2 separate regions of the Homo sapiens genome follow, and region 1 is linked to region 2. The links are chromatin contacts, found by Hi-C or POLR2A ChIA-PET in ENCODE. All regions are on one chromosome and are shown on one strand. The core of a region is the stretch at or near the end of the contact, and the rest is flanking DNA. Distances in the headings are between cores, read along the strand shown. Region 1 has its middle 29 kb from the start of LINC02452. Region 2 overlaps ELK3 (ETS transcription factor ELK3).

The links. A loop is a pair of places that touch in the nucleus more often than their neighbours do. ChIA-PET counts read pairs that join two places held with the same protein, here RNA polymerase II (POLR2A).
Region 1: a loop to region 2 is called in a map of endothelial cell of umbilical vein, with 2.5 times the contacts of the local background. The contact joins two enhancer-like sites. A Hi-C loop is called at or near these places in 1 of 168 maps with a recorded cell type or tissue (endothelial cell of umbilical vein). POLR2A ChIA-PET finds 5 or more read pairs at or near these places in 1 of 52 experiments (activated CD8-positive, alpha-beta memory T cell).

The regions. Positions count from the first base shown.
Region 1 is chr12:96,140,961-96,146,289 of GRCh38, forward strand. No RefSeq gene overlaps it. Among named protein-coding and RNA genes, the nearest start is that of LINC02452, 29 kb to the right of the region's middle. Within about 2 kb of position 2,596, at least 4 of the 41 ENCODE cell types and tissues checked have a DNase peak (open chromatin) inside an H3K27ac peak, as active enhancers do; they include endothelial cell of umbilical vein, where a contact is called at or near this core.
Region 2 is chr12:96,257,042-96,261,630 of GRCh38, forward strand. ELK3 (ETS transcription factor ELK3) reads left to right here. Exons shown (of 5, transcript NM_005230.4): 4 at 2,690-2,812. Among named protein-coding and RNA genes, the nearest start is that of ELK3, 65 kb to the left of the region's middle. Within about 2 kb of position 1,715, at least 11 of the 41 ENCODE cell types and tissues checked have a DNase peak (open chromatin) inside an H3K27ac peak, as active enhancers do; they include endothelial cell of umbilical vein, where a contact is called at or near this core.

The DNA.
Region 1 (5,329 bases), core at 1,346-3,845, 120 kb before region 2:
CATGGCAACGCCTAAAAAGATGGTCCAGGAGTTCCTGCCACTGCTCTTGCTTATCTCCAATCATTTCCAGGGCTTAACATTTCAGCTCTTCCTTTCTACTCATTTAGTCATCCCACAAATAATTCTGAGCGTACCATGTGTGCTGGGCACTGTCCTAAGTCTGGTGATAAAGCAATGAGCAAGAATGACAATGTCCCTGCCTGCATGGAGTATGTAGTCTAAGGAGGAAGACTGATAACAAACAAGTGAACAAGGCAGTTTCAGACTACACAAGAGCTGTGAAAGAAATCAGCAAGGTAGGTGATGGAGCCCAGCTGGGGAGGCCACACCAGACAGGGTGGTTAGGGAAATCCTCCATGAGCTGCCCATAATCTTCACAAGAATCCTCCTTCTTGCTTTAAGCAGCCAGTTATTTTCTGTTGCTTGCCATCGAGCCCTCCTAACAGACACATAGAACAAAAGGAATTCATCAGGCCTGATCACAACCTGGAAACAATAGCCTCTGGATCATGAGGCCTTCGTGTTCTGAATCTGTATGTCCATACAATATCTTGATAACTCATTTGACTTACCCAGAGGAAAAAAGATCTAGAGAGTATATGAACAGGCATATACCATTAATCTAGGGAAAAGGTGTTCTGGAAAGCATATGAAAGTTTTCCTGCTACTGCATACTAATGAAAGAGCTTTCTGGAACAAATCTGACTTGTCCGAGTCTAGGCAGTATGAGTCAGTTCTCCCAGGGTCTGAGGTCATCCCTGGATGAGATAACAGCTCCGGACAGACAGAACTGGGAGGTCAGTTAGTACCGGGGAAATGCACCAAGGTTCCACAGCCCATGGAGTCTGGCTTGGTGAGTTTGCACATCTTATGCATCCTCCTTTAATGCTGGAGGGTAATCCTGAAGTCATCTAAGCCTCATGGTATTAATGAGGAAAGCTAGGCCTGAAGAAGTGAGGTGACCCACAGGACTGACCACAGCTCACACAGTTAGTATTTGGGATCCTTTGTAGGACCCAGATTGACAACTCAGGGTAGCCATGCCTCTGCATTTACCCGGTCAAGAACCAGTGTGTTTTCATTTTGGGGCCCTGGCAATAAACTCCAGCTACTACAAGCATGGGACAAAACATTAAGACAAACCAAACCATTTTTTTTATTCAATGCATGGTGGCCAAGGATCTAGCATATGATGGGAGATGGGGCTCGAAAAGTAAATTTGAACCAGGTGGTGAAAGGCCTTGAATGTCTTGTTGTAGGACGTGGACTTGCCCTTAGGAGCTAGGAACCTTGAAGATTTTTAAGCAAGGGAAATGATGCGATCATATCTGTGTTTTAGAGAACCAAATCTGATGGGAAAGGGGAGGAGCAGAAGGTGCCAAAGCAGGATTAGAATGTATATAAACAGTTCAGGTGAGGATGATGAAGGCTTGAACTAGGGCAATGGAAGGAGAGAGGAAGGAAAACATTTAAAAAACACTGCAGGCCGGTCACAGTGGCTCACGCCTGTAATCCCAGCACTTTGGGAGGCTGAGGTAGGCAGATTACAGGTTCAGGAGTTCGAGACCAGCCTGACCAACATGGTGAAACCCCATCCCTACTAAAAATAAAAAAAATTAGCCGTGTGTGGTGGTGTGCACCTGTAATCCCAGCTACTCAGGAGGCTGAGGCAGGAGAATTGCTTAAAGCCTGGAGGCAGAGGTTGCAGTGAGCTGAGATCACGCCACTGCACTCCAGCCTGAGCAACAGAGCGAGACTCTATCTCAAAAAAACACAAAGAAACAAAACAAAACACTCCAGTTCGGGCACAGTGGTGCACGTCTGTAGTCCCAGCTACTGGGGAGGCTGAGGCAGAAGGATGTGCGTTCAAGCCCAGCCTGGGCAAAATAGGGAGACTTTTGACTTCAAAAAACATTCAAGTTAAAAAAATAAAAAGACACTGTAGTAATATCAATCAATAGGCCTTGGGGAAGGAGAAGAGAGAGGGATCTAGTCTGGCTCTACCAAGTAGATGAGGCAAAGGAGGACCAAAGAAGTCGTAGCGGGAGTAAGAGGAATCTGGACAGGCTGACGGATTTAGTTTTAGCCTAGTTTAGTCCCAGTTGTCAGTGGAGCATTCACTGAGATGTGTAACTCCTGGACCTACTGTACAATTTGTAAAGCAGCCTCTGATACTACACACAGGGAGGAGGGGCTGTTTCTCAAAACCCTGTTAAGAATAAATGGTAGAAATTAAGGAAATGGGATAAAAGTGGTTTCAATAAAGAGGAAATTGGGCTGGGTGTGGTGGCTCACACCTGTAATTCCAGTGCTTTGGGAAGCCAAAATGGGAGGATCGCTTGAGGCCAGAAGTATGAGACCAGCCTGGGCAACATAGGGAGACTTTCTCTCTACAAAAAAAAAGTGAAAAATTAGGTGGGCATGGTGACTGAAATGGGACGATCGCTTGAACCCAGAAGTCAAAGCTGCAGTGCACTATGATCATGCCACCGGACTACAGCCTGGGTGATAGAGCAAGACTTCGTCTGTAACATAAATAAATAAAGAGAAATTGATTGGGGGATAACTAGGGCAGAGCAGAAAGAGGAAGGATGCACCAAGGACCGCAGGGGAGAACAGGTCAAAGCAAGTCAGAGACAGACAAGAGGCAGGAGTAACCAAACAGGAAGGAAGAACAAAGGCAAGAAAATGGGGAGGGAGAGACCAGAGTGGGAAAGGGCAGACTTGAGTGTTGAAAGTACATCTCTGTTGGGAGGGTACAACTCTTTTCAAGGTTTCTTTCCCCCACCTCTCTCTTGGAACTGCTTGCCTTCGTTATATCTGTGCAAAAGGGATGTATGCAAAGGAGCCTGCTGGATGGTGGTGGTGGGCTGTCTCCTGGCTCACTTGGAGTTTGTTCATCAATAGTCTTTAGGAAGACTGCTTCTGCCTTAAAAAAATGTTGGGAAAATGTGGAATGTGTATAAGAGGCACACATATCCAACCTCCCCCTGGTATTTTTCTTTATCATCTTCCTCCTCACCTTCCTTTCAGTTTCCCAAGTCAAAAGGGCAGAACTTCCTGTCTGAATTTTAAAGCCTCTGTTGCCTTGATTTTGTTCCTGACTCAATGGAGATGAATTCCGAGTTGAAGACAAACAATTGTGCCTTGTGAACAGTCGCCACGTCGAAAAGACTCAAGAGTACTTTTGCGGAAACCTGTCTCAGGAAAAATTCCCAGTGTGGGAGGGAAGGAGGGTGAACTCCATCCTGGAAGGAGGAATTCCAGTTGCTCTGAAAATGTAATTTTCTAAGTAAATTCATTAAAGTTGAAATGTCTAATAAGAAAGGGGAAGCAAAGTTGGTTGCAAAGGGAGAAATTGCATACTGCAAAGCCACAAATTCCTAAGCAGCAAAATTTCTTTCTTTTTTTAATTTTTTCCAGAGACTAGCTTGAGTGCAATGGTGCAATCATAGCTCACTGCAGCCTTGAACTCCTATACTCAAGTGATTCTCCCACCTCACCCTGCCTAGTAGCTGTGGCTATAGATGTGAGCCACCACACCCGGCTTAAAATTTCTTGGTACTAGAAAAATTGCTCTCATACTGGCAATTTCACCCAGGATCATTGATCTCTTCTGAATGGTGAAAATTGACACCGAAGAGCTTTCTGTGTAAATTGCTGCACAGGGTATGCAGGTATACTGCATGCCCAGCCTTGTGCTTCTTGCCTGGTTGCAAAACCACTTGTATTTCCACCCTCTTGATTCCTAAATTACTACACAAAAACAGAGTTCCTGAGTCTAGGAAGGGGGGAAAAATCCCCTGAAATTCTGTTCTCAGGGTAGAGTTTACCTCTCCTAATATAAAGATTGACACTCAGTAAGAAACATTCAAAGTAGCAGTCATGTTGGGACCAGCCTTTGTGATTGTTTTGCCAGCTCTGCAGAAATTATTTTTTAGGAAGAGTGATGCTCTCTTCTTCGTTCCTGCCCACAACAGCCACAAAATACAATATTCATTATCAACAACAAATATTTATTGCCTATTGTGTGCCATCCACTTGTGCTAGCCACTGGTGTTTTTATTTTTTTTTAAAGTGAAAGTGATTTGAAATGAATTTTCTTCCCGATATTTGAAGTCCTCTAGAAATATTATAAGTTCAAAATTAGATGTCATTGTCCCAGGATGAGATTTCTTTTGAATATGATAAATACTTCTTAAAGTAAAAATGTTTTAAGGATCCCTCTCCACAATATTTTTTTTAGAATCCTCTGATAAAATATTTATTTATGTAATGTCTTCTGGATTATGGTAAAAAAAATTGTTTTTAATATATTTAATTCAGTCAACAAATATTTGAAGGGTACACTATGTATCAGGCACTAATCTGTATGCTGAATAATTCAGTGGTAAGCACTAATAATTATAGTCATAGATATTGAGAGCATTTCATGTACTCATTGTATTAAACATTATGTTAAGGGTTTTATATGTACAGTACTCATTAATTTATTCCTAAAACTCTATAATGTAGATGCCATTAATATTTATATAAATTACATATCATATATCAATATAAACATTTTCTAAATGAGGAAATTAGGGCACAGAGAGGTTAAGGTACTTTCCCCAAGTCACACAGCTAGTTAATGATGGAGCTCAGATTTGAATCTAGCCACCTAGGTCCAGAGCTCCAGCTCTTAAAAAACTGGAAACCCCCACCCTCGTGTAATTTACATTTCTCATAATTCAAGCATATGCTGGTACAGATTCCTTTGCAAGCACACCATGGCCTCGGAGGAGTCTACAGCCCCCAGATTGAAGAAACCAATAGAATTGTAAAAATAAGCACTACACTTAGAGTTGGTCCAAAGACTTGAACTCAAAACCTCTACATATCGGCCAGGCACGGTGGCTCCCATCTATAATCCCAGCACTTCAGGAGGCCAAGGTGGGCAGATCACTTGAGGTCAGGAGTTTGAGACCAGCCTAGCCAATATGGTGAAATCCCGTCTCTACTAAAAATACAAAAATTAGCTGGGTGTGGTGGTGCACACCTGTAATCCCTGCTACTCGGGAGGCTGAGGAATGGGAATTGCTTGAAGCCAGGAGGCGAGATTATGGTGATCCAAGATCACACCTCTGCACTCCAGCCTGGGTGACAGAGTGACTCTGTCTTAAAAAAAAAAAAAAGTCTACAAATCATTTAGCCTTTTTGAGATTTAGCTTTCTCATCTCTAAGTTGCGGATCATACCCCTAAGTGAAGTATACTTGAGTTGATGTATGTGAATTTTCCATATACCTAAAGGTCTTGCTGTGCCTTTAATTGCTTCTGTGTTTGAGGGTG
Region 2 (4,589 bases), core at 465-2,964:
AGCTCCTTATCTGCCATGCTTGTTAAAACGAGACTGTCTTTGGGGAAGGAAAGAAAACAGCACTTTTTGCTGTGGCTTCTTTAGCCCTTGGCCCTCAGGCTCAGCCCACTCTGCCTGACTCCAGGAGCGTGTGGAGAGAGGCTGTGAAGTCTCACACTGTCCCGGAGATAACCCAGAGCAGGTGTTATAGGAACTTTCCTTAAAAAAGCAACCACATGGTTCTTTAAGGCCACAGGATTTTCAGGGAGAACTTCAGGGATAGAAGGGAGAGGAGGGAATGAAATCATTTTACAGTGTTTATTTGCATATATTATAGAAGACATTTCAGACATATTAAAGATGAGAAACAAGAAGGCTACAGTAGTCTGAGTACATCCTGTATTCCTAAGAAACAAATGTGCAAACATCTCAAATCCAGACATGGGTATACGTTTTAGACCAGAGAAATAGAAATTCTAGACCTTGTACATTGCTTAGAGGATTAAAAAGGAATGGGCATATGATGGCCATGGAGGAGAGAAGGATAGCTGTGTTTTGTGGTTTAGAAGATTGTCTCTTTAAAGCTTTGAGAGCCTTCATTGATGGATAAACTAGGAGGCCTTGAACACACTGGTTATTAAATGTTAATGTGACATATTGAGGTTGGAACCTTGCTCCAGAGTAACATGCAAATATTAGTTTTCAGAACACCTGAGCTTGTGGCCTTGAGCCTAACACAACTGACAGTAGCCTCCAAGTCCAGGCTGACTCAGTTGAGTTGGTCTGTTTCAGAGGATTAAGTCCTTCTCTGTATACAGTTGAGAATTTCTCCCTCACATAGATGAAGTACGTTTAGTAAGTATGTCATGTATACTTTCAATTAATTACCAATCCATTTATTCATTCAAAAACATGTATGAAGTACCTAGCCAGATAACTGCCTCTGGCACTTGTTGAGCATTTCTATATGCCAGGCACATATCTTATAAGAGCTTGCAGTAGATCAGCTTATTTAATCTTCCCAACAACCCTGTAACGTGGGCATTTTTATTCTCCCCATTTTACAGATGAGGCAACTGAGACAGAGAGAGGTTAGGTGGCTTGCCTGAGGTTACCTGGCTGGGAAGTAGTGGTTCTGAGATTGGAACCCTGGCAGAGCTCATGCTGAGCCGTGAAGTTTTAACTGTTAGGCCAGATGGCCTGGCATGCTTGTGAAATTGCCTTGGACTAGAACAAATGGGAAGCTTATTCAAAACATGTATTTATTCTAGTAACCTCATAGGTCATTCAGTATGTAGGAAATGCCATGGAACCAACGACTCAAATAATTTGGTATAAATGTGTTTACATTTCAGCAGCTTCACAGTTTGAGGAACTTTGGATGTTTGTCTCCATTCTGCTGAACAGAGCAGACCTTTCAATTTAGGTTTAAGCCAAATGCTGTTGGTAATTAATGATGCTACGGAGGCCAATTCTAGGAAAAAATAACACTTTAGCATCCAGCATGGTGCAGTCTGAAAGGCTGGCGCCTTTGCTGTGGTTCTTCTTACACAAAGCACCTTATTGACATCACAAAACCACTGAGGGACTCCTTCTAGTCACCAAAGGTACAAAACCACCCTGGGCCGGGGAGTTTGTCTCCACTGAGAATAAAAGCCATGCAGACTTAGCAGCTGGGCGGGTGTTTCTTCTGCCCTCCTGCTGGCTTGCAGGCCAGGACTCCTGCTGTGTGTGTGCAAGAAATTCAGTCCTTGGAACTCCCCTGGGAAACCCAGGGTTTTGGCTTTATACCCAATCTGACAAGAAAGGGCCCTCCCTGCCCCCACCCAAACCATTGCCAGGGCAATGAATTCTCATCAACTCCACATCCGGAAGGAATCTGGAAAACCCGGCTCAGAGCTTCTGAAGAGGCTGCTACAGGGTATTTTAACAGCAAATCCCAAAGCCTTAACAGCTGTTGATATGGAGACCATTTAAAAACGTGTGTTCGTAACCCAAGTAATAGATGTCCACTGTAGAAACACAGGAAAATATAGATAAGAAGAATTAAAGCCCCTTTATGGGATCCTATTTTGTTTGTATACTAATCCTTGTTTAATCTGGGAAGGGGAACAAGTTAACAAACCATTCGGACGAAAGTTGATACAAACTTGAATTTTCCACCAGAATGTTTAGGGAAGGTAATGTGTCAATACCTTTTTCCTTTATGAAAAAAGTGTTAATAAAATTAGCATTGAAGAAAACTAGCCAGCCAGGTATGGTGGCTCACGCCTGTAATCCCAGCACTTTGGGAGGCTGAGGTGGGCAGATCACTTGAGGTCAGGAGTTCGAGACCAGCCTGGCCAACGTAATGAAACCCCTTCTCTACTAAAAATACAAAAATTAGTCGGTGGTGGGTGCCTGTAATCCCAGCTGCTTGGGAGGCTGAGGCAGGAGAATCGCTTAAACCCAGGAAGTGGAGGTTATAGTGAACCAAGATCGCGCCATTGCACTCCAGCCTGGGTGACAGAGCGAGACTGTCTCCAAAAGAAAAGAAAATTAAAATTAAACTGTTCACAGCCCCTCAGAATTAACGTTGCCAGTTTTCCTGAGATGGTAAGGTCGTTTCCTGGCCCATGCCTAGCCTACCTAACCTCTCTCTGCTGCTCTGTTGATCATGGCCCAAGTCAGGTGAACCTATATGAAGAAGTCTGTTTGCTTTACTTCCCAGACACCAAATGGATTGCTTCTGACTCCGAGTCCACTGCTCTCCAGCATACATTTCTGGAGCAGCCTTAGTCCAGTTGCTCCGCTGAGTCCTGCCAGGCTGCAAGGGCCAAGCACGCTGTTCCAGGTGAGCGTTTGGAAATGAACTTTTGAACATTAAGCTTCTGAGGGATGGTTTTTTCTCTAAATCCTGCAGAGGTAACGGTGAGTTTTGCCATATGTTGAGTTGAAATATTAAATGTCCAGAGGGGGTTCATGTTAGTGGGGTTGCACGCCCTTCAGAGGCAGACATTTTCATTGAGGCAGAAATTGCAGACTCATGCCAGACACCCATACGTGGAACAATTAGTTCTTAAAGTGTTTTGCATATTTTCATTTGTCTATGAAAACAGGAAATTTATTAAGGAAAAGGCAAAACTTTAAGAATTATTCTTTAGGCCAGTGTGATGGCTCACACCTGTAATCCCAGCACTTTGGGAGGTTGAGGGTGGGAGGATTGTTTGAGCCCAGGAGTTTGAGACCAGCCTGGGCAACACAGCAAGACCCCATCTATATTTAAAATAAAATGAAAATAAATATTATTATTTATAAAAGTCCACAAAAGACTTTAAAATATTAATCCTCCTAGTTAATGTAGCAACTTGTTTGACATAAAGTGAAAATAAAAATAGTGAACAATTTCCCCATCCTGGGATAGAAAAATTACTTGCATCATTTTATGAATCATCATTAAGTTCTCCTTGTTCTGTAATGAAAAAGGAGAATCCAGGGCATTTGGTTAAAAAATAATGAAGACTTAGCTGCTTTATCTTATAGAACTCTCCATACTAGGCGAGCACCTTCATTATTCATTCACACACCAGAATCTTGCAGGACCGTCACTTGCTATCATGGAGAAATCAGTATTTCCTCCTTGAGACCCATAGATCATTACTCACTGATTAAGGTGTTACTGTTTGAATATGTTGAGTGCAGGTGGAAAGAATCCTAGGGACAGGACTGAAGAAAAGGTGGACCCAGTGCAAACTCCCTCTTTCCCAAATTCTAGCTTTTCTCATCGTCCCTGCCTGTATCCTGTGCCCCACAGTGTGGCTTACCCCAAGTTAGTTGCAGCTCTTTGGATACCATTTCATCTAGCACGTGGCACTTTGTATTATGATTGCCTGTTGATCTGGCAATCTTTCTCACTAAACTATGGGCCCTCGAGACCAGAATGGAATCCTGTTCACTGTGGTGTCCCCAGCATCTGGCACATGGCTTGGTACACAAGTGAGGCTCAGTAATAATTGACTGTCTAAATGAATTCACAAAGAGAAGTCTGAGAAAGGCCAGTATTAATAGCAAGTCTTCATGATCATCTGAGCTGGTCATTTTGCTTGTCAAGGTTAATGTCTGCTGAGTACCTCCTCTGTGCCAGGAGCTGTACATGCTGGGATTCAGGGTCTCTTTGTAAGGGTGGAGCTAAAGAGGTTTTGATTGCCATCTTGCTTCTTTGGTTTCCTAGTGGAGTTAGGGTAGGGTGTCATGAAGTGACCATATCCTTGGAGTAATTGGGTTTCTATCTCTTTCACAGCCCTTATTCCCATCACAACAACTTGAGCTATAGTCATGTTGATTTTTAACAATTTCAGCTTGGGTAGGAAAAGAGAAACTAGAAATAGCAAAAAGCAATGAGCAAATGTTGTATTAGGAAAGTTTAAAATTAGGAATACTAATCTTTTGGTGGAGAGATAAAAACACCTCATTTCCTGAAAGTCTTAAGATTAGAGCAGCAGAATTCTAAAATTAATAGAATAGAAAGAAATTGTTTGGTTACAGTAAACTCCATGGCAGTAGGGATTGTTATACTACTCTAATCCTAGAATCTAACACAGAGCTTCTGTAGAGTTCAGTAGGTATTTGTG